Linked DNA regions of Homo sapiens: region 2 is linked to region 1. A link is a contact called in ENCODE Hi-C or POLR2A ChIA-PET data. All regions are on one chromosome and are shown on one strand. The core of a region is the stretch at or near the end of the contact, and the rest is flanking DNA. Distances in the headings are between cores, read along the strand shown.

Region 1 (5,291 bases), core at 1,350-3,849:
GGCAGAGGTTGCAGTGAACTGAAATTGCACCATTGCACCCAGCCTGAGCAACAAGAGTGAAACTCTGTCTCAAAAAAAAAAACAAAAGAGAGTAATTTCTTGAACACTTTAATAGCTAATATCTAAAGACTATTAACACTCACCCAAAAATAAGATTTTCTTGTCATAGGCTGGGCTTGGATGGGAGTTATTGGATTTCAGAGTCAGTATTTTTGTAAAATCTTTCTTTTTTCTTGAGATGGAGTTTTGCTCTTGTTGCCCAGGCTGGAGTACAACGGCGTGATCTTGGTTCACTGCAACCTCTGCCTCCCAGGTTCAAGCGATTCTCCTGCTTCGGCCTCCCACATAGCTGGGATTACAGGTGCCCGCCACCACATCCAGCTAATTTTTTTTATTTTTAGTAGAGACGGGGTTTCACCATGTTGACCAGGCTGGTCTCGAACTCCTGGCCTCATGATCCATCCACCTCAGCCTCCGAAAGTGCTGGGATTACAGGCATGAGCCACCGCGCCTGGCTCACTCCTTCCTTCCTTCCTTCATCTTTCCTTCCTTCCTTCTCTTTCCTTCCTTTTCTTTCTTTCTCTCTTTTTCTTTCTTTCTTTTTTCTTCCTCTCTCGCTTTCTTTCTTTTTTTTTTTTTTTTGACAGAGTCTTAGCCAGGCACAGTTACTCATGCTTGTAACCCCAGCACTTTGGGAGCCTGAGGCAGGCGGTCACTTGAACTTAGGAGTTTGAGATCAGCCTTGGAAACATGGTGAAACCCCATCTCTACAAAAAATACAAAAATTAGCCAGGCATGGTGGCACATGCCTGGAGCCCCTGCTACTTGGAAGGCTGAGGCAGGAGGATCACTTGAGCCTGGGGAGGTGGAGGCTGCAGTGAGCTGTGATCGCATGCCACCGCACCCCAGCTTGGGCGACAGACTGAGAATCTGTCTTAAAAAAAAAAAAAGTGAAAAACAGAGAATCTTGCTCTGTTGTCCATGCTGGAGTACAGTGGCACAATCTCAGCTCCCTGCAAATTCCACCTCCTGGGCTCAAGTGATCCTCCCTTCTCAGCTTCCAGAGTAGCTAGGACTATAGGTATGTGCCATCAGCCTGGCTAATTTTTGTATTTTTTTATAGAGACAGGGTTTTACCATGTTGCCCAGGCTGGCCTTGAACTCCTGGGCTCAAGCGATCTACCTGTCTTGGCCTCCCAAAGTGCTGGGATTACAGGTGTGAGCCACTGTGCCTGGTGTAAAATTTTTCATAAAGTGTATTAGTCTGCTAGAGCTGTCATAACAAAGGACTACACAATCTGGATGCCTTAAACAACAGAAATTAAATTTTGATCCAATTCTGGAGATTAGAAGTCCAAGGTCCTGATGTCTGTAGGGTCAGTTTCTTTTGAAGCCACTCTCCTGGGCTTGTAGACAGGTGTCTTCTCAGGGGTAGAGCATTTGACTGCAGATGGCTGTCTTCTCCTCCCTGTATTTTCTTTTTTTTTTTTTTCCCCTTTGTTATTGTTGTTGGAGACAGGGTCTTACTCTATCCCAGGCTGGAGTGCGGTGGTACAATCATGACTCACTACACTCTCGAACTCCTAGGCTCAAGCAATCCTCCCACTTCAGCCTCCTGAGTAGCTGGGACTACAGGTGCATACCACCATGCCTGGTTATTTTAAAAAATATCTATTTTTTGGTAGAGACCGGGGTCTCACTATGTTCCCCAGGATGGTCTTGAACTCCTGGCCTCAAGCAATTTTTTTTTTTTTTTTTTTTTTTTTTTAGACAGAGTCTTGCTCTGTCGCCCAGGCTGGAGTGTAGTGGTGTGATCTCGGCTCACTGCAACCTCTGCCTCCTGGGTTCAAGTGATTCTCCTGCCTCAGCCTCCCAAGTAGCTGGGATTATAGGTGCCCACCACAACATCCAGCTAATTTTTTTGTATTTTTAGTAAAGATGGGCTTTTACCATGTTGGCCAGGCTGGTCTCGAACCCCTGTCCTCACGTGATCCGCCCGTCTTGGCCTCCCAAAGTGCTGGGATTACAGGCATAATCCACCACACCCAGCCTCATCTCCTCTTCTTATAAGGATACCAGTCATATTGCATTAGGGTCTACACATATGACCTCATTTTACCCTAATTACTTCTTAAAGGCCCTATCTCCAAATACAGTTATATTTTCTGAGGTACTAGGGAGTTAGGACTTTTACATGAATTTTGGGGGACACAATTCAATCCGTTACATAAAGTAAACCTAAAAGTATTAATCATCATATGAAAAGAGTAGGATAATGGGATGTTGGTTTTCTGCCGAGCCATATTCACTCCTGTGGTTCAGTTTTAGAAATATTTATTAATATCCACTGTGTTCAAGTCTTGATGCTAGGGAAACAAAAACTGCAAGGACACAGGCTCTGCCTTCCAGGAGTTCACAGACTCTCTGGAGAGCCATGAGACAGACCATGGGTTCTGAAACCCCAAGGTACACTGGAGTCGCCTGGAGTGCTTATCAAAACACAGATCGCTGGGCTCCACCCCCGGAGTTTCTGATTCAGTGGGCAGGCAGTGGGCCCGATAATTTGCATTTCTGACAAGTTTCCAGGTGCTGCTGGTCCGAAGACCACACACTTTCAGAACTACCGAACTAGACATATCAAGAGCACGTGTGATGTGTATGATTGAGGTGGCACAGGTGCACAGAGACGAGACCATTTTCTGTTTTCATGCTAAAGCAGTTGAGGAGACAACTGGGAAAGTCCCTCTGCACCTGAAAATTCCCCAGGAAAAGTTCTAGTTAGCATTTAGACCTTGAACTTGTAAACATATTACAGCAAAAAATATGCATTGCCTATGCCATTAATTTGCCACTTGGTAAATACTACCTTTCGTTACTAATTATATCTCTATAAGAACCTAGGGTAACAATAAAGTCTGAGTTCACTATCCTTGTTCTGCAAATGCTATGAGAACTTTGGCAAATTACTTCCTGTCTCTGAGATTTGGTTTTGGTCATCTGTAAAATAGAGATTAGGACAGTCAAGGTGGTTTGCACCTGTAGTTCTAGCACTTTGGGAGGCCAAGGTGGGAGGATTGCTTGATGCCAGGATTTTGAGACTAGCCTGGGCAACAGAACAAGACCCCCATCTCAAATTATATTTAAAAATGTTTTTGAGACAGGTTCTCACTCTGTTGCCCAGGCTGGAGTGCAGTGGTGTGATCATAGCTCACTGCAACCTCAAGCAATCCTCCCACCTCAGCCTCCTGAGAGGCTGGGACCACAGTCGCATGCCACTACGCCTTGCTAATTTTTAAAAAATTTTGGGGGCTGGATGTGTTGGTTCAGGCCTGTAATCGTAGTACTTTGGGAAGCTGAGGCTGGTGGATCACTTGAGCTCAGGAATTTGAGACCAGCCTGGGCCACATGGCAAAACTCTGTCTCTACAAAAAATACAAAAATTAGCTGGTCATTGTGGCATGTGCCTGTAGTCCCAGCTACTTGGAAGGCTGAGGTGAGAGGATCACTCGTGCCCGAGAGGTTGAGACTGCAATGAGCCGAGGTTGTGCCACTGCACTCCAGCCTGGGCGACAGAGTGAGACTGTCTCAAAAAAACAACACACATACCCACACACCAACTCCACACACAAATTTTAGGTAGATACAGGGTCTCACTCTTGCCCAGGCTGGTCTCAAACTCCTGGGTTCAGCATTCCTCCTGCCTCGGCCTCCCAAAGTGCCGGGATTACAAGTGTGAGCCACTATGCCTGGCCTATATGTGATTCCTTAAGCAGGAATTAGGACCATATCTTTTGCCTCTGTATATAACTCCATGTATTTAGCACAGTACTTTAAACATAGTAGCTGTTCAGTAAAGGTTTATTAATTAATTGACCAAATCAGTCAGTATCACTGCAAGATACAAAAGATTCTTATGGGCCAGGTGAAGTGGCTCACGCCTATAATCCCAACACCTTGGGAGGTCGAGGCGGGCGGATCACGAGGTCAGGAGTTAGAGACCAGCCTGACCAACATGGTGAAACCCCATCTCTACTAAAAATACAAAAATTAGCTGGGCGTGGTGGCAGGTGCCTGTAATGCCAGCTACTCAGGAGGCTGAGGCAGGAGAATAGCTTAAACCCGGGAGGTGGAGGTTGCAGTGAGCCAAGATTGCGCCACTGCACTCCAGCCTGGGCGACAGATTGAGACTCCAACTCAAGAAAAAAAAAAAAAGATTCTTATCTTACTGCTATAAAGATTGTAGTTTCCCTTTAAGCTAAGGCTAACCCTTACCCCATATGCCTGGCCACTAAAAGCTCTCATTTTTAGCAGCCATTCTTCTTTGACACTACTCACCTACATGGTCAACTTTTAACATTGTTCCAATCACCATTCATTTCTTTTGCACACATATTGAAGGAAATTATCCATGAACTCTATTGTCTTTCCATTCATTACCTTACATCCTGATTGTATTTAATCTGGCTCAGAGCCCTCCATGCTCTGAGTGTGAACTCTAACACACAAAGAGCTACCCCATACATTGTCCCCCAATTAGGGCTTGTGTCTGTCTGATCTGTAGACCTTGGGCAAGTTATTTACCTTCTTGGGTAAAATAATAAGATAACTAAAGAAAAAAAGTGTCATACAGATATAAATAACATGTACAAATGTGTATGTGCCATATATATGCCCCATAAAGTGATTAGTTAGAATAGTTCTTAGCACATAGTAATTGCTCAGTTAATATTATATATTATCTCTACAAATTAGACTATATCTATTTCTCTAGGTCTTTGACTTAGGAATCTGGCAATCTTAATTTATAGAAGCACTTTTCTGAAAGAGGTAAAAATTTTCTTTGAAATCTCTCTATATATTTTTTATTTATTTTATTTTTTTGAGACGGAGGGAGCCCCAGGCTGGAGTGCAGTGGTGCAATCTCTGCTCACTGCAAGCTCTGCCTCCCGGGCTCACGCCATTCTCCTGCCTCAGCCTCCCCAGTAGCTGGGACTACAGGCGCCCGCCACCACGCCCGGCTAATTTTTTGTCCTTTTAGTTGAGACGGGGTTTCACTGTGTTAGCCAGGATGGTCTCGATCTCCTGACCTCGTGATCCGCCCGCCTCGGCCTCCCAAAGTGCTGGGATTACAGGCATGAGCCACTGCACCCTGCCTATTTTTTTATTTTTTATTTTTTTGAGACGGAGTCTCGCTCTGTGGCTCAGGCTGGAGTGCAGTGGCGCGATCTCGGCTTACTGCAAGCTCTGCCTCCCAGGCTCACGCCATTCTCCTGCCTCAGCCTCCCCAGTAG
Region 2 (5,291 bases), core at 933-3,432, 130 kb before region 1:
CTGAGCCTCAAGGACCAAGGACCCCTCCATTCAGTACTGCTGTAAGGATTGGAGATAGTGATTGTCAAGCCCCCAGACCAACATCTGGCACTTGCGGCTGCTCTGCTCCCTGACAGTCCCTCCTTCTGGTTTTAGAAAGGGTCCTCAGCCACGCCTGACCAGAGCCTGATGTGCAGCTTCCTGCAGCTCATCGGGGACAAGTGGGGCAAGAGCGGCCCCCGGGGCTGGTGTGTGATCCCTCGGGATGACCCCCTCGTGCTCTATGTCTATGCTGCCCCTCAGGTAAGGCCACCACCTGCCCGCCCCCCGTCAGGCCCTGGCCTTCCCACAGCGTGTGTGTGAAGGGGGTCAGGGGTGAGTATTGCTAGCTCCATATGTCAGATAGGGAAACTGAGGCCCAATGAGGATATGGTATCCTGGAGTCTCAAGGTTGGTAGGTTTCAGAATTGTGCCCTGACTCTAGGTCACCACTGCTTTGCCCTCAGAGGCAGCCAGTTCTTCTGTCCTCTTCCTCGATGGCCTTCACCAGCCCACCCCCAACCCATGGGGGTTTAGGGTGTGAGCTGTGCGTGCGTGGCTGTTGCCTTCACGATGGCTATCTGGGGCAGTAGGACTGAGAGGGGACAGTGGCCCACTGCTCTCTCCTCCCCCCAGGACATGAGGGCTCACACCTCCATCCCCCTGCTGGGCTACCAGGTGACTGTTGGGCCCCAGGGGGACCCTCGGGTCTTCCAGCTACAGCAGTCAGGCCAGCTCTACACCTTCAAGGCCGAGACGGAGGAGCTGAAGGGCCGCTGGGTGAAGGCCATGGAGCGGGCGGCCAGTGGCTGGAGCCCCAGCTGGCCCAACGATGGGGACCTGTCCGACTGAGCCACTGCCAGCCGCTCTCCTGCCCACCTCTCCCCACCCTGAACCCAGCTCCTGCCACAGACTGACCCTGTGGCCTCAGTGACCCACTGCCCCAAGTGGTGCTTTCAGAGAATTGATTCAGCCATCTGCGCCCAGGCCACGTGTCCCGATCTGGGATTAGAAAATATGGGTCCATTCCTTTCTAGAAAGGGGACAACCAAGTGTCTCAGTTTGCCTTGCGGGGAGGGGGCTCCTGGGCCATGGGACTTCCAGTGCTAAAACTGGGAAAGCCCCAGGTAACCCCGGACTGGTGGTCACCATAGTATGGTTTTTCATTTGTATCTCCTGGGGAGCTTTTAAAGAGTACTGGTGAAAAACACATAGTAAATTAATTTTAAAAATGTAAAAAACAATGCCTGTACTGAAGTACCACCACCGATTTAAATGGGCTGAGTTGGGGGAGGCATGGGGTCTTTTTTTTTTTTTTTTTGAGACAGAGTCTTACTCTGTTTCCCAGGCTGGAGTGCACAAACATGGCTCACTACAGCCTCGCTCTCCCGGGCTCCAGTGATCCTCCCGCCTCAGCCTCCCAAGTAGCTGGGATTATAGGTGTGTGCCACTGTGCCAAGCTAATTTTTTTATTTTTTGTAGAGATGGGATTTCACCATGTTACTCAGGCTGGTCTCAAACTCCCAGCCTCAAGCGATGCTCCCACCTCCACCTCCCAAAGTGCTGGGATTACAGGCGTGAGCCACCATACCTGGCGCATGCATATTTTTTAAGAGTACCCACTGGAGTCTAATATATAGCCTGGGTTACCTGGGATGAAGAATAAAGAGAGCAAACTACCACAACCAATGGTTGAGCCCCTGTCAAGTGCCAGTCATGATAGTAGTAATAATAATAATAAACATCTATTGGACCAGGCTCTGTGCAAGGTGTTTTATGTGGATTATGTCATTTTACCATCCAGAGTTATCCCCATTTCCAGATGAAGACACCGACTCAGAGAGGTTTAGTAATTGGCTCAATTGGTCATGTAGCTCGTAGATGCCAGAGCCAGGTTTTAACCCGGTGAACTAAGGTCAAAGCTCTTTCTATCATGGAGCAGAACAATAAGACAAGCAGAGAGGGGAGGAGAGTGAGGAGAAGCAAAAGAGAGGGAAAGAGAGTGAAGAAGCTGGGAAGACAAGAGAGAAAGGTGAATGGTGGGAGGAAGGGTGACGGGAGGAGCATCCCTGTCCCCTCATCCCCACCTCGCTGGTGGGTGAGGATGCTTTTTCATAAGAGACCACCAGGGGGTGGCAGTGGTCAGCAGGCCACATGCAGTGGCCCCAGCAGTGGCCAGAACACCCTCAGCTGCTCTCAGCAGGTCCAGCCATTGCTGGGCTCTGCCCTGAAAGGAGGAAGCATGGATGAGTCACAGGTTTTTGTCCCATCACAGGCCCAGCAGCTTTGCCTGCCTCCAACCTGAGGCCACTTCCCTCCTGTAGGGTGTTTGTTTGTTTATTTGAGACAGGGTTTTGCTCTGTCATCCAGGCTGGAGTGCAGTGGTGTGATCAGAGCCCACTGGAACCTTGACCTTCTGGGTTTAAGCTATCCTCCTTCCTCAGCCTCCTGAGTATCTAGAAGCACAGGTGCACGCCACCACATCCAGCTAATTTTTAAAATTTTTGTAGAGATGGGGTCTCACTATATTGCCCAGACTGACCTCAAACTCCTGAGCTCAAGCAATCCTCCTGCCTTGGCCTCCTAAAGTGTTGGCATTATAGGCATGAGCCACCATGCCCGGACAGCATCAGCATTTTATTTATTTTTTATTTTTATTTTTATTTTTGAGATGGAGTCTGTCACTCTGTCACCCAGGCTGGAGTGCAGTGACGCCATCTTGGCTCACTGCAACCTCTGCCTCCCAGGTTCAAGTGATTCTCCTACCTCAACCTTCCAAGTAGCTGGGATTACAGGCGTGCGCCACCATGCCCGGCTAATTTTTGTATTTTTAGTAGAGACGGGGTTTCACCATATTGGCCAGGCTGGTCTCAAACTCCTGAACTCCGGTGATCCACCCATCTCAGCCTCCCAAAGTACTGGGATTACAGGCATGAGCCACTGCACCTGGCCTGCATCAGCATTTTAAAACTCGCCAATGATGCTGAAGGCAGCTGGCTCGGTGACAGCAGAGTCGATTCTGCAGCACTGATACCTAAGCTTTTCCAGGGGTTTAATCTGAGTGGGAGTATGGAGAGTGGCTTCACTGTGGAGCAAAATGAGGTAGCCGTCAGGAGAGGGAAGCGAGGGCACACAACCTTTGTGCTGTCATTGTTAGGTTTACTGAGGTGTAATTTACAGACTGTAAAATCCACCCTTATTAGTATATTTTCTAAGTTTTGGCAGAAGAGTACAGTCATACAGCTACCACCACAATCCCCCTATAAGTGTCCCCATGCCACCCTTTGTAGTCAACCCACACCCCTACTCCTTGCCTCTGGTAACCATTGATCTGTTTCTGACTGATAATTTTGCCTTTTCCAGATGTCATTTAAATGGAACCATAGCTTTTTAAGCCTGGCTTCCTTTACTCAGCATTATATATTTGAGATTCATCCATTTTGTTCTCCATGTCAGTAGTTCATTCCTTTTTCATTGCTGAGTAGTATTCCATTGCATGGGCATACCACAGTTGTTCATCTGTTTACCAGGTTAAGTATACTTGGGTTATTTCCAGTTTGGGGCAATTATGAATAATACTCCTATGAACTATAAACGTTCATGTTCAGTGTTTGTGTGAGCACGTTTTCTTTTCTCTTAGGTAAATACCTAAAATTGGGTCACTGAGTAAGTGTCTAACTTTATCAGAAACTACCAAGCTGTTTTCCATATTGGTTGTACCATTCTGCATTCCTACCAGCAATGTATGACATTTCCCCTGCTCATGCATTTGGTATAGTCAGGTTTGAAGTTTGTTTTTTTAAAATTAATAATTTTAGACATTCTGGTGAATGTATAGGGCTCATGACCTTTTAAATGTTTATGATACAAAGAAATGCATACAGGCTCACATCTGTAATCCCAGCACTTTGGGAGGTCAAGGCAGGAGGATCGCTTGAGCCCAGGAGTTTGAGTCTGTAATGAGCTATGATTGTACCACTGCACTCCAGCATGGGTGACAGACTGAGACCCTGTCTCAAAATGAAAAAAAAGTAGGTATTTTGCAAATGATTATTACCTACTATGTGTACCTAATACGTGCCAGGTAGTATACTACTTATACTACTTTTTCTTTTCTTTTTTTTTTTTTTTTGAGATGGAGTTTTGCTCTTGTTGTCCAGACTGAAGTGCAGTGGCACGATCTCCGCTCACTGCAACCTCTGCCTCCCAGGTTCAAGCGATTCTCCTGCCTCAGCCTCCCAAGTAGCTGACATTACAGGTATGCACCACCACGCCCAGCTAATTTTGTATTTTTAGTAGAGACGGGGTTTCACCATGTTGGCCAGGCTGGTCTCAAACTCCTGACCTCAGGTGACCCACCTGCCTTGGCCTCCCAAAGTGCTGGGATTACAGGTGTGAGCCACCACGCCTGGCAAGGTAATATGCTACTACTTTCCAAATCTCAGGGGCAGCTGATATCATGCAAAGGGCACCCCCTTGATAGCCTGAAAAGCTCAAATTCCAGTTCTGTTGAAGGCTTGACATAGGGTCTTGGGGATATCACCCAACCTCTTGAGCCTCCATGTATTCATTGTAACTTGACAAGCAGTGCCTCTTTGTAGGATTTGGTGTGAAAACCAAGTGAGATAATTCAGGGAAAGCTCCTAGCCCACAGACGGAGCTCGCTGGCTGGGAGTTGTTACTAGCTATGCTCTTCATGGACGTTTCTGCTTTCCTGGGACCATTTGTTCTGGCCGCAAGCCTGGTTGCTTCTACCTTCAGGATATACTGCGAACAGAGCCCGTCCTCACACCTCATACCCCTCACATGCTGTCACTTGGCCCGGCCACTGTGATATCTCTGGGGGTGATTGCTAGAGCTTCCCACCTGCCCTTCCTGCTCCCACACTTGTCCTCTGGCATCTTCACACAGATTCTTTCAAATCTGAAAGCTGAGCTAGTTTTCAGCTCCCAGCCCTCCAGTAGCATGGGGTTAGAAGCCCATCTAATGCCTCCCTCCGTGTGCTCCACCAGGCCCTTTGGGATGACCCCTGGCTGCTTCTCAGAGTTCCCCCTTCCCTTGCCCCATCTCACCTCCCTCCCTCAGCACACTTCCACCTCAGGACTCTTGCACCTGCTGCTCGTTCAGCCTGGATGCTGTTCCTCCAGAAATCCGCCCGATGCACTCCCTCACTTCTCTCCAGTCTCTGCCTCATTGGCCCTCGGACAGGCTTCCTTGTCCACCTGCCTCACGTAGTGCTCCTGGCAACTCTGCCCCTGACTCTGCTTCACATA

Evidence for each region. Hi-C counts contacts between places; a loop is a spot of excess contacts on that map. ChIA-PET counts read pairs that join two places held with the same protein, here RNA polymerase II (POLR2A). Pooled maps may share reads with other maps.
Region 2: a loop to region 1 is called in a pooled map, with 2.6 times the contacts of the local background. The contact joins two enhancer-like sites. A Hi-C loop is called at or near these places in 1 of 168 maps with a recorded cell type or tissue (CD14-positive monocyte), 1 of 37 single-sample maps with no recorded cell type and 4 of 50 pooled maps. POLR2A ChIA-PET finds 5 or more read pairs at or near these places in 21 of 52 experiments (B cell, CD4-positive, alpha-beta T cell, CD8-positive, alpha-beta T cell and 13 more).

Annotation. Positions count from the first base shown.
Region 1 is chr6:37,153,017-37,158,307 of GRCh38, forward strand. No RefSeq gene overlaps it. Among named protein-coding and RNA genes, the nearest start is that of PIM1, 14 kb to the right of the region's middle. Within about 2 kb of position 2,600, at least 7 of the 41 ENCODE cell types and tissues checked have a DNase peak (open chromatin) inside an H3K27ac peak, as active enhancers do.
Region 2 is chr6:37,027,294-37,032,584 of GRCh38, forward strand. It overlaps FGD2 (FYVE, RhoGEF and PH domain containing 2), which reads left to right. Exons shown (of 16, transcript NM_173558.4): 15 at 136-282; 16 at 655-1,776. The coding sequence ends at 870. Among named protein-coding and RNA genes, the nearest start is that of FGD2, 24 kb to the left of the region's middle. RefSeq lists an enhancer at 2,350-2,429. Within about 2 kb of position 2,183, at least 5 of the 41 ENCODE cell types and tissues checked have a DNase peak (open chromatin) inside an H3K27ac peak, as active enhancers do.